Linked DNA regions of Homo sapiens: region 2 is linked to region 1. Evidence: read pairs that join two places in POLR2A ChIA-PET (ENCODE). Cell type or tissue: Panc1. All regions are shown on one strand. Links, peaks and the distances in the headings refer to the core of each region. The heading gives the core; the rest is flanking DNA.

Evidence for each region. Peaks named below come from ENCODE experiments on the same cell type or tissue, not always from the same donor. Only the 100,000 strongest peaks of a DNase experiment are listed, where the experiment ranks them.
Region 2: POLR2A ChIA-PET joins it to region 1 with 11 read pairs; 2 of 35 experiments call an interaction of 5 or more read pairs at or near these places.

Annotation. Positions count from the first base shown.
Region 1 is chr16:24,634,754-24,637,667 of GRCh38, reverse strand. It overlaps a transcript of TNRC6A not described here. Among named protein-coding and RNA genes, the nearest start is that of LINC01567, 35 kb to the left of the region's middle. In Panc1, for the core only: no CTCF peak of the experiment used is centred there; a DNase peak (open chromatin) is centred at 1,577; H3K27ac peaks cover 2,206 bases.
Region 2 is chr16:25,175,953-25,178,815 of GRCh38, reverse strand. LCMT1 (leucine carboxyl methyltransferase 1) reads right to left here. Exons shown (of 11, transcript NM_016309.3): 11 at 588-815. The coding sequence ends at 793. Among named protein-coding and RNA genes, the nearest start is that of LCMT1-AS2, 28 kb to the right of the region's middle. In Panc1, for the core only: no CTCF peak of the experiment used is centred there; no DNase peak of the experiment used is centred there.

The DNA of each region.
Region 1 (2,914 bases), core at 122-2,621:
CACTGCTGCCTGAGTCCTCTTTTAAGAAAGCTCTGCACCTCCCCACATGGGACCTTCCTTCCCACAGTAACTGTGGTTCCCTCACTTCCAATAACATTTCCCTTCCTCCTTCCTTACTTTCCCTCCATAGGTCTGATCACCATCTAATATATTGTACATTTAATCTATTTATTGTATTATTTTCCCCTTGCCTAGAACTATGGAGTCATAGTCAGATCAATGCTCGTACTCTTTGAACAAGTAAACCTCAGTGACCTCCGCATGGCATCCAGCATGCCCATGGGTGGAGGGAACGCCAGGCTGCCCAGACCACAGATGGGTCAAGAACTGCAACAGGCTGGGCACGATGGCTCACGCTTGTAATCCCAGCACTTTGGGAGACTGGGATGGGCAGATCGCTTGAGGCCAGGAGTTCGAGACCAGCCTGAGCAACATGGTGAAACCCCATCTCTACAAAAAATTTTAAAACTAGCCAGGTATGGTGGTATGCACCTGAAGTCCCAGCTACTAGGGAGGCTGAGACGGGAGGATCACCTGAGCCTGGGAGGTTGAGGTTGCAGTCAGCCATCATCCCACCACTACACTCTAGCCTGGGCCAGGGAGTGAGACCCTGTCTCAAAAACAAAAAGAAAAACAAACAAAAAAAACCCCTGCAACAAAGTGTCATTTAGCAGGAGAGGCCAATCTGATGGGGCCCCAGGTATGGCTCTCTTACTGTAATATCTATACCACAGCCATGAATATAGATGTGAAAATTCTACATAAAATGCTTACAAATAACTTTTTCAAGCTTATGACAATTAAAAGTTAAAAAGGTTCAGAAATATCTATTAATAGGGAATATCTGAACTTTCTGGATTTACATGCTTTTGCATCTTGAATTTTTAATAATAAGCATCCATTGATTTAGTAATTAAAAATTAAGGAACAAAATGCCATAACTGAGTCAAATTTATCTTACTACTGTCAAAACAGTTCAATATTTATGAATTGATATAAAAATAAAACAAAGAGCCAGGCTTAGTGGCTCTACCTGTAATCTCAGCTGAGGTGAGAAGATCACTTGAGGCCAGGAATTCAAGACCACCCTGGACAACATAGTGAGACCCTGTCAAAAAAAAGTTAAAAAATAAACCAGGCGCAGTGGCATGTGCCTGTAGTCCTAAATACTCGAGAGCATAAGATGGGAGGATCTCTTGAGCCCAGGAGTTTGAGGCTGCAGGGAGCTGTGATCATCCCACTGCAATCCAGCCTGAGTAACAGAGCAAGATCCTGTCTCAAAAAAAAAAAAAAAATCACAAAGTCCTACAATATTTTATAAAATCACAAATCTAACATTACAATAATAGAAGAGTGTCTGGCTTATCATAGGCACTTAGGTAATTCTTGAATGAATGAATGAAAATATATTAATATGTTAAATCATTCCAATAGGTCAAGTATAAAAAACAACCCACAATGTTACTAATAAATGCTGAAAAGGCATTAAGAAAGAATCCAGCACACATTCCTGATGAAAATCCTTGGCAGGCAGTAAAGAAGACGGTTTCCGTCACATGCCTCCCTGCAAACCACTGCAATCTGGCTTTTGCTGGCACCCTGCCATTGGAACTGCTTTCCCCAAGGCGATCAGTGCCCTGCATATTGCCAAATCCAATGCACTTGGATGGGTACCAATAAATATGTAATGAATTAAGGAATGGATGATAAAAGAATCTCAGATCAACGGCATCATCCTTAACAATAAAACACCAGCATTGTCTCTTTAAAGTCAGAAATAAAATGCAGGATGTGAGCTACTGCTATCATTTGATGATGTTTCTGGAAGCTCAGGCAAAAATAAAACAAAAAACCATGGAGACCAAAATATAAGGTACAGCTACTGGCAACAAGGTGACAAAATCATCTTTCTTTGTGTAAAACCTCAGAGAATTATGCAAAAACTCTCAGAAATAATAAGAGAGTTCTGGGAGTTTACAGATACACAAATGGTAATTGTTTTCCCTGAATACCAACAAATGTGATGTCTATGATGGGTGCTGAGACAATTGAGAAAGTAAAATTTTTTAAAAAGGTGCAGAATCTGGCCAGGTGTGGTGGCTCGTGCCTGCAATCCCAGCACTTTGGGAGGCCAAGGCAGGCGAATTACTTGAGGTCAGGAGTTTGAGACCAGCCTGGCCAACATGGTGAAACCCTGTCTGTACTAAAAATACAAAAATTAGCTGGGCGTGGTGGTGGGCTCCTGTAATCTCAGCTACTCAGGAGGCTGAGGCGGAAGAATGGCTTGAACCTGGGAGGCAGAGGTTGCAGTGAGCCAAGATCGAGCCACTGCACTCAAGCCTGGGTGACAGGTCTCCAAAAATAAACAAATAAATATATAAGTAAATAAATAAATAAACGTGCAGAATCTTATGAATAAGAAGTAAAACAATCCAGATGAAGGGTATAGAGTTCCAGCATTACAAAGAAAGAAAGAAGGAAGGAAGGAAAGAAGGAAGGAAGGAAGGAAGGAAAGAAGGAAAGAAAAGAAAAAGAAAGAAAAAGAAAGAAAAGAAATAAAGAAAGAAAGAAAGAAAGAAAAGAAAGAAAGAAAAAGAAAGAAAGGTGACTCACTTCTGTAATCCCAGTGCTCTGGGAGGCTGAGGCAGGAGTTCAAGACCAGCCTGGGCAACATAGCAAGACCCTGTCTCAACAACAACAAAACAAATGAAGAAAGAAAAAAGTGTATGGAGAATAAGATTTTTTTTCCAACTTGCTAAATGTGAAATGTAAATGATTCTTACATTGTGAAATTTACATTAAATTCTAGGGCAAGACACAGGCTTGATATCTTCCATGGACAGGCCAGGTGCCACTGAACCATGAGAAAGGGCTAAGATTGGTAAGGTGGGGGCTGATGCTGCCCCACCCTGGA
Region 2 (2,863 bases), core at 364-2,863, 540 kb before region 1:
TGCTGCTATTGCCCTAGGTAGCATCCCCTGGTTGCCCCTGCTTCTTGTCTGGGCCCCTCTGACTCTGACGCCTCGTCTGTCCCTCTAATGAGGACCCCGTGATCCTATCAGGCCCACCTGGATAACCCAGGACCACCTCTTCATCTCAAACCCCTAATCCCATTTGCAAAGCCCCTTTGCCACAGAAGGTAACACACACTCACAGGTTCTGGGGATCAGGACATGGACACTTTAGGGGCCATTCTTCAGCCTGCCACCATGACCAAGATGAAGGAGGCAACTGAGCAGGCCAGTGTGGCCAGGGCGGAGACAGGAGCCCGAGAAGAGCACTAGCCTCACATCTGGTGGAGGACAAGGGTCAGGGAGTGAGGCACAATGTCATGTGCTGCAACAAACAGCATGTGAGGGAGTAGATCCTAAAATGGACTCAAGGTCATGGGCCGGGTGTGACTCACAGGGAGTAAGCCAAGGTCAAAGCAGACTTGGGGTCCTTGGCTTTAGCTAACACAGAGGTGAACCCTGGCCCGCCCAAGCCATGGGGCACGGAACGAGCAGCGGCAGCCAGCAGAGGTCCAACCACAGGCGACTGGTGGCAAGTGAGATTTATTTAAACAACGACATGTCAACAGGAACAGGAAGAGGAACATGTGCGACCACTGTAGTGACCAAGGCTTCTCAAGAGTGTGGGATGAGACCTGCGGACGAGGCCCGCCCACCGCTCAGGGAGCTTGCAGGTCTCCTCCAGGAGGGCAAGTGGCTTCGGCTTCTGGCTCGGCATAAGCCTTCGACAGATTAATAAGTTATCTCCTTCAGCCCTGAGGGGAGAGACACACAGACACCATTAGGAGACTCTGGTGGCCAGGAGCAGAGGCCCCTAGAGGACCCCCAGTGACCGGCTCAGGGGCACCAGCCACACTGCTGACCACTGTAGCACCGCCCTCCTGCTACATAAAATGAGGTTTCGCAAGGAAACAAAAGGTTGGGTAAGACTGTGTTTATGGGTGGTTTTAAAATGATTAAGAAAACATTATAACAGTTTATGGACTGTCTGCAGTTAACGCCAAAAATCTACCCTTTATGTGCTGAACTTTGAGCAAAGGCAGATACGGATCTTCCACACACACAGACAAGCACTGATGTCCCAAAGCAGTCACGGGTCAGTGGGGACAAAGTAAATTCCTGACATTAAAATGCTCAATATATTGTTCCTTTGTGAGAACTAGAGTTCACTTAAAAGTATTACAAATAACCTACATTTCCAAAAATATGGAAATATTAATTCAGCCATAGTGACATAATACAATATTATAAAGCCATTACAATTATGCTCATTGAGCATTTTTAATTGCCAGGGGGAAATGCTAATGTTATAACATTAAATTGAAAACACTTGAAATCAAAGTTGCATAAATATAAAAATTCAACTCTTATTATAAAAACAAACAAAACACTATTTAGAAATAGAGGGGAAGGGAAAAGTCACAAGAGGTCATCTCTGACTGACAGGCATACAGGTGGATTTTCTTAGTCATACTTTTTAGAAGCTTTTAAGTTTCCTACTAAGAAGTATTTTTTAATATAATTAAGAGGAGGATAACATACAAATACCCCAATAAGTGACTTTTTTTTTTTTCTGGAGACAGAGTCGCGCTCTGTTGCCCAGGCTGGAGTACAGTGGTGCCATCTCAGCTCACTGCAACTTCTGCCTCCCGGGTTCAAGAGATTCTCCTGCCTCAGCCTCCCAAGTAGCTGGGACTACAGGCATGTGCCACCACGCCCAGCTAAATTTTGTATTTTTAGTAGAGACGGGATTTCACCATGTTGGCCAGGCTGGTTTCGAACTCCTGACCTCAGGTGATCTGCCTGCCTTAGCCTCCCAAAGTGCTGGGATTACAGGCATGAGCCACTGCGCTCAATTCACAATAAATGACTTTAAATCCAAAAGGAATGTGAAGGCCAGGCACAATGGCTCATGCCTATAATCCCAGCACTTTGGGGGGCCGAGCCAGGCAGATCACTTAAGGTCAGGAGTTCGAGACCAGCCTGGCCAACATGGTGAAACCCCATCTCTACCAAAAATACAGAAATTAGCTGGACATGGTGGTGGACGCCTGTAATCCCAGCTACTCAGGAGGCTGAGGCAGGAGAATCACTTGAACCCAGGAGGCGGAGGTTGCAGTGAGACGAGATCATGCTACTGCACTCCAGCCTGGACAATGAGCAAGACTCCATCTCAAAAAAAAAAAAAAAAAAAAAAAAAAAAAAGCCAAAAAAAAACAAAAACCAAAACCAAACAAAACAAATGTGAAAGGATTGTGTGGGCTGAGCTGCATAGCTAGGCAAATCTGTGTGGAATGACAGGTCCAAAGGGGCTGATTATCAGTCTCATGTCAACCTGGAATTTTTGCATAGGGAATGGTCCTTGCCTCTGTCAAGTTCTGTTTCGGATCAGCTGCCCGCTTGTGACCACATGTCATGTGGATTACATCTGCGGGAAGCTTGAAGGGCAGCTATTCCACTGAAGGCCGGAACTGGGATCTAAAGTGGCCTCCATCGGGCTGGAGAGACACTCAAAGCCTAACCACTGGGGGAGGCAAGCCCAGCAGGGGGCAGCTGAAAAGGAGCTGGACCAGGACAAAGGTAACAAGAAACAGAGATAGATCCACGCCTGTTCTCCGTGGCCCTACTCGGCCACAGACAGGCATGTGCACCTTAATGAGAAGAGGGAAAATTCAGCCCCTAGCTGCATGGGTTTGTAAGCAAGATGTACTGATCTGTGCGTTTAACATCCAGTGAACCTGGTTGTAAGTGGATGGAAAAGACAAACGCCGGTTACTTTTCTAGAGATTTTTAAACTCTCAAG